Regions from separate parts of the Mus musculus genome. Here region 1 is linked to region 2. A link is a loop called in an ENCODE intact Hi-C map of the cell type or tissue named here. Cell type or tissue: heart. All regions are shown on one strand.

Region 1 (8,000 bases), 63 kb before region 2:
AAGCAGCTAAGGCTTAGCCACGCCTCTCCAATCCTAATTCTAAGGCCATGGGTTACAATGGGTAAGAGGCAAAGGAAGAGAGAGAGTGGATGGGCCCTGCAGGGACTGAGGACTCTAGCCCTGCCTATAGGATGGCAGAGAATGGAAGAAAAGGGATGGGGGATGGGAGATGGGGGGAGGGAGGGAGGGAGGGAGGGAATGATATAAAGATATAAAAAAGTCCTTCTGAATCAACAACATACATCATCTTCTTGAAGTTAGGGCAATAAAACTGTAAATGTTTTTATTAAAATTTAAAGTTTGAATAAACAAGAAGCAGATACATACCGATTGTAAATTTAAACCTACAGCCAGTGCTTTCGGTGTTGTTGCTTTTTAAAATTGAAACAGTGTTGCGCTGTGGAGCTCAGGTAGGCCTAGAACTCATTATATAGCCCAGGCTGGCCTCAGGCTCATGGCAATTCTCCTGCCTCAATCTCCCAAGCATTGCGATTATACGTGGGAGCCACCCTGACTAGCCAATAGGTGCCTTTAAATAGTTTTTATCACCATGATTTATTTATGGGGATGTTACATATGCCGCTGCATGATTTCAAGGACAAAGGACAAGTCTTTGGAGTCCCTTCTCTCTTTCCACCATGTGGGTCTTGAGGATCAAACTCAGATCATCAGTGTGAATGGCAAGTGACTTTACTCCTGGTATCCCCTCACTGGTCCCTGAGACATCCTTCAAATTTTTTTTCTTTCAAAACTATTTTAATTACATGTATGAGTATGTCTGACCACATAAGCATAGATTGGCTCCATGGCGGCCAGAGGCATCAGGCCCCCCTGTGCAGCTGGAGTTACAGATAGTTGTTAGTGACCCGGTGTGGGTGTTGAGGACTCAATCCAGGTCCCCTGCAAGAGCAGCAAGTGCCCTTAATTAACCGAGTTATCTTTCTAGCCCCTAATCGGTGCTTTTCAGGACAATTCTAAGATGCTCGGCTCTAAGGCCTCTGGGTTCTGTGTAAGCGTTTCTCTGCTACAGAAAACTTCAGCACAATTCGTGAAGCACCAGATCAGGCCAAGGATGTGCCGGAGGCATTAAACTAGATCTTAAAAGAAAACTGAGTCACCATCTGTAGCTACCCCAGACCCTCACCCCAGTCGTAGCCACCCCCAGCCCCTCACCCCAGGGGTGGTGTAAGTACCCTCCCATGGCCAAGTTCCATTACCCCATGGGTTATTGCTGAATCCAGGGTGTAAGAAAGAGATGTTCACAAGTGGCCCTCCTAGGCTAGCATGAGCCTCAAGGATCCCACTGATGCCAACCAAACTCCTTTGCATACTAATGACAGAGGCCCATAAAGAAAAGATCACCCAAGGTAACAGCAGGGAATGGAGGGCAAAGACCACCCTGACAAAATGCTCCATTCTTTGTCCCAAATTATTGCTTATTGCTATTTGCCCTGCTCAAGAATACGTGCAGTTGATGCTGACCCAGAACCTTCCTTTTATATTTTAAAGTGTGTGTGTGTGTGTATGCATATGTATGCACTAATGTGTGTGAATGTGAATATGTATGTGTGTATTGTATTCATATGTGTATGTGTACATGCAGGTGTGTATGTGTGTATGTGCATATACTCATACTCTATAGCATTTTCCTTTGGCATTCCTCTGTTAAGAACACACATCTTACCTGCTCAGAGTAGCTACTATTCTTTTTCAGACTCAGTTCAGATGTCATCTACTCAGAAGACCTCCTTGACCTTTGTACACAGTCAGTCCTCTGTCAGAGAGCCCTTAGTTCTTTCCTCCTGTCACGTGCGTCTAAAATGTCCTCATTATTAGCTTACTGTGGTCTCCTCCATAAAGACTGATACTGCTAACTGTTCTACCAGCTTCTAGAGTGAGTCTGGGAGTTGTGCATTCAACTGCCAGATATTTTTTGAGCACCTACTATGTGCCCAGTATAACTTTAACACCTGACATCCAGATGAGAGCTATTACCTCTTGCTCTAGGGTGGGATGCATGGAGTTTCCTCCAGTAGGCTGTGCATGAGGGCTCCCTATTTTCTAAAGAAGGAACAAGACAGACCAAAGAGAGGCTGCTGGTCCAGCACACAGCGAGCAGGTGCTGGGCTAAGGTGCCCTCAGGCTCTGTTCCTGCCTTTCCAATTATTTGTTACTATGTCCCAAATTATTGCTCAAACTAGAGACACAAGGTTTCATTATTTTATGTTTAATAGTATCTCTTGCTGTTCTGGGAAATACAACCTGCTACATGGAGCCCTGTGGAGTTACAGCTTCTCTACGGAAGTCTAGTGAGAATTTTATGCATGAAAACAGAGTGATAGGAAAGGAATTGAAGTCACTAGCCGATGGCCCTGAGTGCACACTGATAGTGTGTTTCCTTTTCTTGCTCTTCATACCCAAGGTGTTTGTCTTTTGTGTCCTTTTGTCACAATTCATAGTGCCCTCAGAATAAAAGATAACTCAAGCAGAATCTTCAAATACTGGGTGGCGAGGGTGAGGTCAAGTTTGTGGAGCATTCCCAGTAAGGATCAGTGGGCAATGCAGGCAGCAGTCCCCTTTGCAGTTTCTGCAGTCTGCATCAGTTCCCTGTCTCCCTACATTTGTCCTTTATAGAATGTCCTAGAAGTGAAACCAGAAGGTAGCTGTTTGGGTCTGGCTTCTTACACTTAGTGCAGGGCATTCAACTCCATTGGTACTGTCTGGTAGGCTCTTTCTCTTTCAGAGAATGGCTGTCTTGCAGCTTACCCCAGGCCTGCTTCCCAGCTCTGGGATTCCTTAGATGAAGTTCAGTGAGAACCTCAGGCGACAAAGCAGATGAGAACTGAGATTGAATGATCTGGCTGAGCATGGGGAGAGTGGGGTGAGGCTGTGTCGTGGCCTTGGAAGCTCCTGTTACAATCTGCAGGATTCTTTGGAACATACTTTGAAGCCTGATTTTAATGCTTAGAGAGTTTCATTGTCCCTTTTAACATATCTCCAGTTTCCTACTGTAATAATAAGTGTCCTGTGCCTGGGGACACTCAGGCCTGGGACACTCTAAGACATCCACAAGACTCACCGTCTCCATTCCCATATCTTTGCAGAGGCTTCAATTTTCCAACTGCCTCTGTTTAGCACTGCAAACTGTCTCTGAGCTCACTCACCCTCCCCTCCCCTGTCCAGTCTCTGCTCATAGACTCTTAACTCTGTCTAGCCTGCTAAGCAACAGGATTACTCATAGGCCTGTGTGCCTGCTTCCAGATAAATGCTACATGGGACAGACCTTTGTTTTGCTTTCTTTTCCTGTTGCTGTGGTAAAATAGCCAGACAAGACTTCAAGAGAGAAAGGGTTTGTTCACCTCAGAATTCTGGGTTGCGTTCCACCGTTGCATGGAAGTCAGAGCAGGAACTTGAAGCAGCCAGTCACATCCACAGTGAAGAGCAAAGAGAATTGATGTCTGTGTGTCTACAACTCAGTTCACTTCCTCTTTTATACAGCCCTTGACCAAATCCAGGAAAAGGTGCCTTTAAGATGTGTTCTTCCATATCAATTAACATCACCAAGTCAGTTCCCCCTAGACATGCCCATAGGCTAACCTGAGCTAGACAACCCCTCACTGAGACTCTATTCGCAGGTGACTTGACAATACTATGAGCTGACAGTTAAATCTGAGTATCTCATTCCTCTATCTTAAATGCATAGAGAGTGTCTGGGAGATTGCATGTCAACAACACTGAGAGAGCTAATGACAATGGGACCTGATATCAGGGAACCCTGAACCGGTGCTGACAGGTCTGAACTGGTGCTGACTGCTTCACTTACACCTTTGTTATCTTTACATTAACCACCTGGACTCTTTGACCCTGGGTTTCCTCCTCTGGAGAATAGTAATAATATAAAGTAATGCCAAGTAACAATATAAAGCTCTAGTAGCCACATGCTGTAACTATTACCACAAGTTAGGTAGCTTTCAAAAGCTACCTTGTACCAGAGCCATGCACCACACAGTTCTGGAGGCAGACTTTCAAGTCAGGTATCAGCAGGCCCCGCTCTGCCTGGCCCTGGCAGTGAGGATCCTTCCTCACCTCTTCCAGCATCTACTAAACACTCCCAGTCATCGGCCCCTTGGTTTTTTTTAGCTTCATACTTTCCTTTGGCTCTGGAGTCCTAGCTGTTTCTCCGTCTGGTTGGCACAACACTCCTTTTTCCTCACTGGACTCTGTACTTGGTGATATCACCCTGTGGATTCTACAGAGAACATTCAAGGAAGGTTGTTCCAAATTCAGTTCTTGGCCAGCCACCCAGCCTCTCAGAAGACAGAGCCCTAGAAATGGTCCTTGGAGCAAGTCTTTTGGTTGGCCGATGACGCCAGAAGGTATTGATAGGGTGTGTGAGAGGGACAAAGAGAACCCAGGTGTCCTTGGGAAGGTGTATTGCAAAGCAAATCATTACTGCAGTGTACTGGCTGGTTTCGCATGTCAACTTGACACAGGCTAGAGTTATCACAGAGAAAGGAGCTTCAGTTGGGGAAATGCCTCCATGAAATTCAGCTGTGGGGCATTTTCTCAGTTGGTGATCAAGGGGGGAGAGGCATTGTGGGTGGTGCCATCCCTGGACTGGTAGTCTTGGTTCTATAAGAGAGCAGGCTGAGCAAGCCAAGGGAAGCAAGCCAGTAACATCCCTCCATGGCCTCTTCATCAGCTCCTGCTTCCTGACCTGCTTGATTTCTAGTCCTGACTTCCTTTGGTGATCAACAGCAATGTGGAAAGTGTAAGCTGAATAAACCCTTTCCTCCCCAACTTGCTTCTTGGTCATGATATTTGTGCAGGAATAGAAACCCTGAGTTTCTATTCATACATACAGCCATAGCTCCATCCCAGGGAAACCCTGGGGAGCAGTGTGGTTCTGTCCTCAGGATGAGTCCTCTGGAGGGAGAGAAGAAGACGGGCATCCTCCTGCATGCCTTCCTGGTACCCTGTGCATGGGCTTCAGAGAAAAGAGTTATATAAATAGTAGCAGAGGGGTAGGTGGACACCACCAACGTTTTGGAACAGTCCTTTCCAAAGAGGTGCACCATTCTATTAACACATGTTAGGTGTCTCCTAACCATATGCCTGGACTAAAGCCATGATGCTGGACAAGACAGAAGCAGCCCCTGCCCCCTGGGGTGTCATCTGGGAGAAGACAAGGGCACTTAAATGGGCTGTTGCTTGCCAGGGCTGTGGACACGCTGAGGGCTTTTAAAGAAGGAGGAGATGCCAGGGCCCAGGGGGAGAGGAGGCTAGAAGTACTGGGCGGTTGCAAAGGTTAATGCCTATGTAGGAAAACCACGACTTTGTAGGGGGCATGTGGAAAGAGAATGTGGATGCTCTGAGGACCCTGAATGGGTGTGGGATGGGGGAAGGGGGAGGAAGGGAGGCTGCAAATGCCGTGTTGAAGATAAAGAAGAGTTTCTGAAGAGTGCTCACCATTGAACTGAACGGAAGCTGTACATGGTGGGAAAAGTTTTTTCTGTTGACTATGCTCATACTGAGCTAGAAGGGGTGTGCAAGAATGGCAGTGGGGGTCTCTCAGCTCTTATGATCCTACTTGTGTGTGTGTGTGTGTGTGTGTGTGCATATTCATACATGTCCATGTTCCTATATGTGTGTATATAGGGGTACATTCGGAGGTTAAAGGATATCTTCCTTTATGGTTGTTTGCTCTATATTTTGAGATAAGGTCTCTCACTGAACCTGGAGCTCACGGATACAGCTAGATTGGCTGGGTAGCAGACTCTAGGGATCCAGCTGCTTCTGCCCTGTTAGAGCTGGGATTACAGACACAGAGTACCACACCCAGTTTTTACGTGAGTGCTGGAGACAGAGTTAAGGTCTTGGTGTTTATGTGCTGACCACTTAATGAACTGAGGCCGCTGACCAACTTCTCTTCTTGAGCCCTGCACCATTGTGTGAGTGTCTGTTATTTATATGTCTTCCCATGGATGGGTACTTGTGAACCGCATCCAATCTGGGCTCTTGCGAATAGTGTTGCTATGGATATTCTAGGAGGTGTATCAGGAGGCTCAAATACAACACAGCACCCCTTTCAGCTAAGCACCTGGTGACCACAAGCAGGATTTTCAGGCATCCATTTTCAGAGGTTTTTCCAGCTTCTCCCCCATTCTTAGGCAACTGGGGACATCAGGGCTGTGTTGTGGCTTCCCTATACTGATTAAGCACTCTGTATTGCTCAGTGTTAATTATCTCCTGGAGAGAATGTAGTAGTACCTGGAAGAGGGGCTGCTGGACATGCCGTGGGTGATTATCTTGATTGTATGGAGGTGGGGGTGCCCTCCTGCTGTGGGTAGCCCATTCCCTAGATTGTGTAAGGAGAGGAAAGGAGCTGGGAAGCAGCAGGGATTCATCTTGCTCTCTGTTCTTGATCGTGGATGTGGCTTGACCGGTTCCTTTAAGTTCCTGCCTCCTTGGCAGACGGTGTCTGCCAGAATGAACCTTTTCTCCTTTAAATTGCTTTTGGCAAAGCATTTTACCACAGTATTGGAAAAGAAACTAAGACGTTGTCCATAGCTGCCCACCTGAGAGGAAGGATTTGTCTCTTGTCTGGGTGTTCACTCGCAGATGAAACACATACATCACCCTCCAATGGAAATGGTCCTCCTGTTCACTAGAGTTCTGGTGTTTCCATGCCCCACACAATTGTGTGCCTGTGTGTTCATTCGTGTGTGCCTGTGTGTGTGTGTGTGTGTGTGTTTTGGGGAGATCCCAGGCTCCAATCCCCTGAACATGCAGCAGGTGTGTATGTGTGTGTGTGTGTGTGTGTGGGGGTGTGTTGGGGGAGTCCATCCCTGAGAGGTGGACCCTCTGCAGCCCCAGAAGCCTTTGCACCTATGCATCCTTCGGACCTTTTTCTCCAGGTATTTTTGCCTCCTTAGCACTTGCATGCCCACTTTAAAATTGAAATCCACTCCTCCCCCGACACCTCCTATGTATCTTTCCTGCCTTATCAACCTCAACTTAACATACCACAACGCCAGCTGTTTAACATACCGCAACGCCAGCTGTTTAACATACCGCAATGCCAGCTGTTTAACATACCGCAACGCCAGCTGTTTAACATACCGCAATGCCAGCTGTTTAACATACCGCAACGCCAGCTGTTTAACATACCGCAATGCCAGCTGTTTAACATACCGCAACGCCAGCTGTTTAACATACCGCAACGCCAGCTGTTTAACATACCGCAACGCCAGCTTTTTAACATACCGCAACGCCAGCTGTTTAACATACCGCAACGCCAGCTGTTTAACATACCGCAACGCCAGCTGTTTAACATACCGCAACGCCAGCTGTTTAACATACCGCAACGCCAGCTGTTTAACATACCGCAACGCCAGCTGTTTAACATACCGCAACGCCAGCTGTTTAACATACCGCAACGCCAGCTGTTTAACATACCGCAACGCCAGCTGTTTAACATACCGCAACGCCAGCTGTTTAACTTGTCTTTTTTCCTACCCAACCCAGGGTAAATCCTAAGAGGCCAGGGATTTTTTTCCCCTCTGAATCCAGGGCTTCAAATGTGCCAGGCAAGCACTGTACCACGGAGCTAATCCCCATCAAAGGCAGGGTTTTTAAGGATCTTGTTCTAGCTCCTCAGATCTGAGAGTGCTGCGAGGCACATTCTAGGTACTCAGCAAATATAATCATTTGCCACTTGGAGGTGGGGCACAGAGCTGGGAGAGGGCTGAGTGTCTGCCAGTGCTCACTCTGCAAATCATTAGCACCACATTAAAGACAGTCGTGGGTATGGATACCTGTAACATCAGGGTTCCTGAGAGCTTGCAGGCCAGCCACTGAAGTGTGAGCCGCCACTGCAGTGGGAGATTCTGCATCAAGGAGACCCTAAAACAGCAACAGAGGAAGCCATCTGATGCACATACCACACACACACACACACACACACACACACACACACACACACAAAGGACCTGTACTCA
Region 2 (8,000 bases):
GCCAGTCTGCAGGTAGCCCCAACTGGATTTCTCCAAGACCTGCATCCAAAGTGTTCAATGTCTTCAGTAATAGGCTTTTACTTTCAAGTTAAGGAAGGCAACCGAGGGCAACGGCAATCATCTGTACTGTTTGGAGAGGGTTATTGTGCCACCCTGGTCAATAACTCCTGTTAGCACTGGGGTTTTGGTAGGTAGTCTATAGGGGTTTGTTTTTTTTTTTTTTGGCAGGGGTGGGGGAGATTACCATCCCATAAAATACAACTCTGTGTGGGAATACTTTAAGAATTGATATTTGAATTGCCTAGTTTTTTTTCATACACATAAAAAAATTGTTCAATGAATGTTAGCTTGGGATGAGGACAGAGTTTCTAACAGTTTCTGAGATGGTCCTAAGCATGCTTCTGCCATTTGTATTACATATTTATGTGAAGAGGAAATATCAGCACTGGTAATTATAAAGTCAAAATATGAGTCAATTCTGAAAAATGGTGAAGATGTTCTACATCCTGCAGAGTCAGATTTGGCTGACTTCATTTGTTCTTTCTTCATTTGTCTTGGAGTGTATATTCGTGCACACACATGATATGTGTGCCTGCTTGTGTGTACCTGTGCGTGTTTGTTTGAGTGCCTGAGTGAGTGCACCACAGCACACACGTGGAGGTCAGAGGACAATCTCTAATGTCTGTCCTCACTTTTGACCCTGTCTCAGGGTATCTTGCTGCTGCCTGCCAAGTTGCCTGACCTTAGAGTTTCCAAGAATTCTCCACTTTGCCTCCTATCTTGCCACAAGGTTGATGGCACTACAGATGCATGTTACTGTGAGCATCTTTTACATGGGTTCTGGGGATCTGAACTCATGACTTCATGCTTGCAGAAAAAGACCTTCCCCAACTAAGCCATGATTTCAGTCAAGCCTTAATGTAAAAGTAAATGACCACACTCATGTGTATGCAGACTTGCTTTTTGTCTTTAATAATAAAATTATATGGATACCAAAGAATTGTTTTGGGATAAATTTGCATTTCATTTCCAGTGCATGTTTGGTTTGTGCATCCATTTTACATACTTACATGTGTGGGGGCACACAAAAATTTCTTAAGTGGGAGAGGGTCAGGAGTGGAATGAGTTTAAACCTTTCCTAGCATGTACAAGATCCTGGGGTGCATTCCCTGATGGCAAAACAAACAAAGCAACAATAGTGTTACTCTAGTTTCTGTCACGATGAATCTGTCTCTGTGCAAACTTAAGTTCACTGTGCATGTTTTTAACTGGGATTTAACAACTTTTCTGTGTCTATGCTCGCTGACACTACAGATACCATAAGCTCATATGGTGCTTGAGTTTTTGTGTTTATTTCATTTATCATAATGCCATAATGGTCATCCTCACTACCATATATGACAAGCTTTCTTTCCTTTTTGAGTCTGGCTACTATTTCTCCATATGGCTACATAACAGTACAACAGCCCCTTGGTTCAAGACATCCTCCCTGCCCATGATGCTACAACCCAGAGAGTCAAGTCTCCTCCATCCATGGCTGTAGCAGGTGCCTATGACCAATGTACAGCTTCCTGTGCGCTTAGTTTAAGTAATCTCTAAGTAACCCATGGTACCCAAGGAATGCAAACACCATCCAATAGGAGCTGTACAATATTGCTTAAGGTGCAAAGGCAGCAAGGCATGCCTGCACATGTTTAGTATAGATGCAGTTTTTCTAAGGAACATCTCCTGCCTTTGGAGTATGAAAGCACAGACGAGAGGGCTGAACATACTTTGTTGCCCATTCATTCATTCATCACTGGACACTGTGACGTCTCAGCTATCATGAATAAAGCTGCTGTGAGCATGGGTAAGCATGGGTGTACCAAAACAGACACATTTTAAACCTCTCGATTTGTCCGTTCCTCCTTCCTCTGCCTTCAGTGCCAGAGAAGAGGAGGAAGCAGCGCCAGGCAGAGAAGAAGAATTCGGGCTGAGGAAGCAGGAAGTAGGGGCAGGGGCTTGCCTTCCCTTCTCTGGAACAAAACAGGAAGTGGCAGGCCTGAAGATCCCAGACGGGTAGAGCTGGATGACTGGTGGGTTTGAAGCTACGCATGGAGCTAGTGACTGTCTCCTTGGGCTTATAGGGAAACGACCATTTCCCAAGTGTCTTGGACGGCGCTGCAGCCCATATAGTGTCTAGGTAAAGCGTCTGAGTGGTTGCCCTTGGCATTTTGCAGCAAACAGCCCGCATGTCCAAGACAGAACAGAGTGAATGTGCTTCAAGGGCTGGTAAGTAAGCAGAAGCCTCCTGTCAGGATGAAGAGGCCCCTGGGAGAGAAGCATACCACCAGGGTCTGAGTAAATCAAGATGCTCCTGACAGACTGGGCAGGGCCAGACACCACAAGCCAGAATAGAGACAGTGCCTTAAGGACCAGGGTGTCATCCTGCACAGCGGACAGGCATTCAGAATCTCTCTGCACTGCCACCAGAGAGCTAGATCCTGTTCCCATCTATGTCCTGACCCCCATGTGGAGCAGAGTTGTCTCCAAGGAGATTAAATCTCCCGGTGAACTAGACAGAAATGGGCTTGCATCTTCATACGAAAGGACATAGGGTACTCTGTAAGTGCTGCTGGGGGCTGTGTCTAGGTCCTCCGCCCAGCCAGAAAGCCTCATTTGTAGCTGCAGGTTCACAGCAAACCTCATTGCTGTGGGAGGACTGTTGCCTAGGAGACAAAGTCATCCAACCTGGAGCCACCTGGAAGGTTCAGAGGCCCAGCCCCCTTGCCTGTAAGTAACTACAGTAGCACAATGGCCTAGTCTCCCCTCGGCAGGATTGTGCCCTAGAGTGTACCAGGGGGCCAGGCAAGAGCTGGCTACACCTGACATTAGACTACTCAGTTCCTCTCCTGTCCCTTTGCTGTCCCAGTGAGCTCGTGAGTGAAATCCAGATCCCTCACTCTGCTGCTAAGAAAAGCCACCCAAGATGTAAATGTTTCAAGGCCTAGGCTGTGTCTCCCTGTACCCCCACAGGGTGGAGATGTCTAAGAAAAAGCACAGATGGGTTTTGCTTGTTTTGATGTGTAATTGTAGTGAGAGTGAATCTGGGCTTCCACTGCATATGTTAAGGTCCCTAGGCAAAAGTAATTTTTATAAGCAGTTGGCAGACCCTGACTGTCTACCTGTATGACTGTTGCACACAGGGCTGTCTGAGGGTAGTTGTACTTGTCTGTAGCACATACCACCCCAGGAAGTTGTTTCTGACCCCCACCTCCCAAAGCCAGGTTGAGGGATTTAGCAGATAAAAAACTGAAAGCTGGTTATTCTTGGGAGTTGAGATACAACGATGGAACATGTAAGGCTAGCCTGAGTTACATGGGAAGACCTTATCTCATGAAAAAAAATTAAATCAGATACACATTCAATAACTCTGCAGTATAAGTGGGAAGGCCCAATGGACTTCCATTGAAAACATTATTGGGTGTTTATTTAAGTAGGCATCTTTTAATTTTCTTTACAAAGTTTTATTCACATGTGTGTTGTATGTGGTGTGTGTGTTTATGTCTCTGTATATATGTACACATCTAGGTGGCTGTCTACAGTGGCCAGAGGAGGTGACAATCCCCTGAAATCCCCTGAAGCTGGGATCCTGGCAGTTATAAACTGCCCCAGATGGGTGCTAGGAACCAAATTCAAGTCCTCTGTAAGAGCAGCAAGTCCTCTTAACTGCCAAACCATCTCTTCAGCCCCATAACTGGACTTGTTGTGCCCTTAAAAATATTTTTAAAGTTAAAATATAATTATGTCCCTCCAAGCCCTCCGTATCTCCTCCATTAGACCCCTCCATACCTCCCCGCTCCTATCCCTACTTCAGTCACAATCGAATGGATGACCTCTTATTTCTTTCATTATTGTAGTTCTGTTTCTCTTGCCACCCTCCCACACTTGGACTCTCAGAAGCCCCTAGGGCTGCCTCTGCTTCTGACCCAAAACAGCAGAGCTGCAGATGTCAGAAATCGCCCTCTGGGACTTTGCTCCTGACTTGACCTTGAGCCTTCCTCTCCACAGAGCAAGGGAGCAGATCTGAGGGATCTAGATGAGAGGACACAGCTAGAATGGAGGCAGGACAAGGCGTCTCTCAGAAGTCGCCTGGGAGCCAAACACTAGCTTGGCTGTCAGCAAGTCCCTGCTCATCTGGAAAGGAGGCCTGGTGCCAGCTGGGCTCATTCCGGGAATAGAAACGGAATAAAGACTGTGGGCAAGTGAGAGATGAGAAACCCAGTCGCACTGGCAAGTTCTGAGACTTACATGGATTGAGCAATTCAGATATGCCTGCCTATTCACAGTCTCTGCCACACTTTGCTTCAAAATCAACTGATGGGTTGATTTGGGGAAATGGAGGATCAGAGTGGTGGAGACCAGCGTGTCTTCTCAGTAAAAGACACAGGCAAGCTATATGCTGAGGGCTGGGAAGATCCAGAGCCAGTCTTTCCAGGGCAACCTTAGCAGATGCTGTCCCAGCCCTGCCACTGGTCCTTCAGGACTCAAGAGTTCCCACAAAAACCAATGCCTGTGGCTCTGTCCATTCCGTGTCTGGGAGTATTACCCAACCAGGGAGGTATGGACAACACACACCTATTCCCTTAGGTAACACAACTCCAATCTCCCAAATGTCCTCAGGGAGGCACACTGTTTAGGGAAGTAACCTGCTTTGTAGCCATCTTCTCCATCCTGTCTCACTTTCAGACTTCCCTATTGTGTAACAGGGATCCCTCCCCAGATCAACTTTTTAACTTCGGAAAATGCCCTTGATATGAGTAGCCCACAGGACATCACAGTCAGTCCCTACCGAACGTACATGGCAGTGTCACATGGAAAGAGAGCCACAAACATTGGGAACTTGAGTCCTGAACTTTGGGACCATAATAGCCCAGGGTTGTGGGGGAAGGGTCAAGGGAGCTTCAATCCCTGATCCCTCAAACAGGACAAGCAGGAGATAGCTACCTCTCCATCTCCAACAGGGAGCCATAAAGCCAGCTCCCCACCATCAACCCTAGTACGAATCTGGTACCTTGACAATTCTCAGGCTTCACTCCTTGTTTGAACTTATAAGGTCCCCACCCCTTACAGTCCCTGAGAATGTAGAAAAAGCATTTTCCAACACCCCTGCCCTGGTCAATGCTACATAGCCACACAAACCTTGTTCCAGAGACCTTAGCCACCTCCCCAGGAGCATAAATACCCATCCTGTCCCTAATAAATGGAACCAGTTATCTCCTCAGTTCCTGCACTGCACTCTCCCATGCCTGGCTAAGCTTGCCTCCCTCCAGTTCAGCTCGCACTCACTAGGCCATGCTACTGAAAGGGAAGCAGACACAGGGTGGCCCTGAAAGACAAGAGGCAGGGCTGGGGCAGCATCTGCTAAGTTCAGTTTGGCTCTGAGTCCTTGCTTTGGAGGAAAGACCTGGCTCTGGAGGTTCCCCAGCTCTGAGCTTATAGCCCACTTTGACCAGCTGAACTAGTAGAAGTCTGGGAACTGGCCATGGGTTAGATTCTCAAGGGGCCAGAAGCCTAAGAAAACAGCTAACACCTCTGCAGGTTTAGATGCAAAGACTTATCCAGAATCTCTTTCTGGGTCATCAAGACTGAAAACAAAGACCCTCCTGAGATAACTATCAGGAGGCTGGTTGTGTCTGGCTTCAGGAGAGCCCCAATGGGAGCTGCCCTTTAAACTTGTGTGGAATTCATAGGAGTTCCCATGAACACGCAGGAAAGGATTTCTCAGCGACTTCTATCTCTTTAATTGATGGCATTATCCTTGGAGCTCTTTTGCAAACGATAAGAAGCAGTGGAGTCATTTCTGGACATCTGCAGGGTTATAGCCTTTTGATTCAGTAGGGAAGATGACCCAGACGCTATCATCACAGGTTCAAAACCAGGCTGGGCAACACTGAGTCACAAAACAAAACAAAACAAAAATCTAAAAGGGAAGCTGGGTGTTTCTCAGCAATAAAATGCTTACCTCGCAAATAGAAAACCCTAGGGTTTAGTTCCTAGGACTGGATGTTTTTTAAAAAAATGTTTAAAGAAGCTTGCCCAGCTATGTGTTGATATACCTCTTTGGAGTGAATTTGCCTTTCCTCGCCTGGGCAGCGAATGTTCTGCCTCTTTCAAGGGTCAGCCTCAAGACTACATCGTCAGGAGGTGTAGATCTAGAAGAAGTCTTAGTCCCATGATCTTTTTGAAAGCAGGACTGTTAAACGCCTATTCTGGTTAGGGGTAGGTGACAAACGCAAAAGCCAGAAGGAACTGGCAAGAGAAGGCAATTAACCTGGGAGGGAAAACAGTGCAAGGGCAATGGTTAGTGGGGATTGGAATTGCATCTGAGACGGAGGTTACAAAACTGGTATGGACTCGGGCTGAGCAGGGTCCCTACCTGCTCATCTGAAGGTCACCCTCTCTCTGAAAAGTTTGTCTTACTTTGGGGAAGTTTGACCGAATTTGTGGAACTTTTTGCCAAGAAGTCCAAAATTTAAAATTTGGATTTTTATGCACCAATTTCCATTTTGTTTGTTTGTTTACTTGCTTGCTTAAGACAGTCTTGCTATGTAGCCCAGGCTAGCCTAGTACTTGCTATGTAGCTCAGGTTGGCTTCAAACCACTCAAGTCCCCCTGCCTCAGGCTTCCAAGTACTAGGATTACAAGATACCATCATGCTTGCCTCCAATTTTGGAGGACAGGGGGTGTTTATTTTGTCTTCCTTTGAGACGCAGTCTTATGTAGCCCAGGCTGGCCTCTTGAACTTTTTGTGTCGCTAAGGATGAACTTGAGTTCCTGATCTTCTGCCTCTGCCTCCAAAATGCTAAAATTACAGTATGTGTTATCACACAGAATAGCAACTTTTTTTTTCTTTTGTGACAAGATTTTGTCAAGCCATAATTTGCTTTGAACTGGCCTCAGACTGAGATGTTTCTTCTCTCCCAGCTGTCTGAGTGCTAGAACTACCAATATGTGCCATCATGCCTGCCTCAAGTTGCCAAATTTTAACTGTTGGCCAATAACTTGCATATTTGTAACACGGATGCAACCAAACCAATCTATACCACTAGTTTCCCTCTGTTGTTACGGACTTTGCTTCCAGAGGAAATCGTGTCATCTGTATTTATCAATACAACTAGACATCATACATTCAGTTACTGTAGACCAGGCAGCTCGGGTTAAGAGTCCTTTCAAGCAAGTCCCATCTCCTAGGAAACCTGAAGTTTGGATTGGTGCTTTCCCCTTAAACTTCGGATGAAGCTGTTCTGGGATAGTTTTGCTCTTCCCATGAAGCTGTCTACAAACAGGTGACCACCACTCTCACCTCTCCCTCCATGTTCCTCTCAGTGAGATACACATCCTAGTGGTCCTGCCCTGAAGATGGCTGGGTTTCCAGACCTGCAAACCTGGCTTAGCATTCCATGCTCAGGTTCCAGCTCTTTCAGAGTCCCCTGAGCGCTGGTGTGATCTGGATGTCTTTCCAAGGCTCTGGTGGGACAAGTGTGCAGAACATCCTCTACTCAGATCTAGTCTTCTGCATGGAATTTGGGTAGAGTCATCTGGGAGTGACTGAGCACACACGTATGGTACCTGTGCTCCTGTATAGGGAAGAACTGAGAGAGCCATTTGCACATTTCGTGCCCCTAGCCATCTCATCTGCACAGTGAATGCTGCTTGATTCACTCTGAGCAGCAATGTGAGACAGAAGCCACACCAAGACACAGATGGACAGACGACAAGTAGCTGGTTTGCTACTCAATGCCTGGACACCTTGATCTTCACACACACACACACACACACACACACACACACACACACACACACACACACACCTGCAACCTCCATTCTGGCCACCACCAAAGAAGTTCTTATTCTAGATGGGCTAGGACTGTTGCTATTTCAGAATCAGCTTAATACCCCCATCAGAAACACATTCTAGCCAGCTTGCTACATAAGGGAACAGGGCTAAAGAGTCTAAT

The links. A loop is a pair of places that touch in the nucleus more often than their neighbours do. Peaks named below come from ENCODE experiments on the same cell type or tissue, not always from the same donor. Only the 100,000 strongest peaks of a DNase experiment are listed, where the experiment ranks them.
Region 1: it touches region 2 in a loop (2.1-fold over the local background); 3 of 42 quality-filtered maps call a loop at or near these places.

Annotation. Positions count from the first base shown.
Region 1 is chr2:144,103,802-144,111,801 of GRCm38, reverse strand. All of the region lies in intron 2 of Banf2os (a long non-coding RNA gene), which reads left to right. Among named protein-coding and RNA genes, the nearest start is that of Banf2, 75 kb to the right of the region's middle. In heart, no CTCF peak of the experiment used is centred here; a DNase peak (open chromatin) is centred at 4,211; H3K27ac peaks cover 92 bases; H3K27me3 peaks cover 3,102 bases.
Region 2 is chr2:144,041,122-144,049,121 of GRCm38, reverse strand. The region is part of intron 1 of Banf2 (BANF family member 2); the gene reads right to left. Among named protein-coding and RNA genes, the nearest start is that of Banf2, 12 kb to the right of the region's middle. In heart, no CTCF peak of the experiment used is centred here; DNase peaks (open chromatin) are centred at 2,001 and 4,171; H3K27ac peaks cover 766 bases.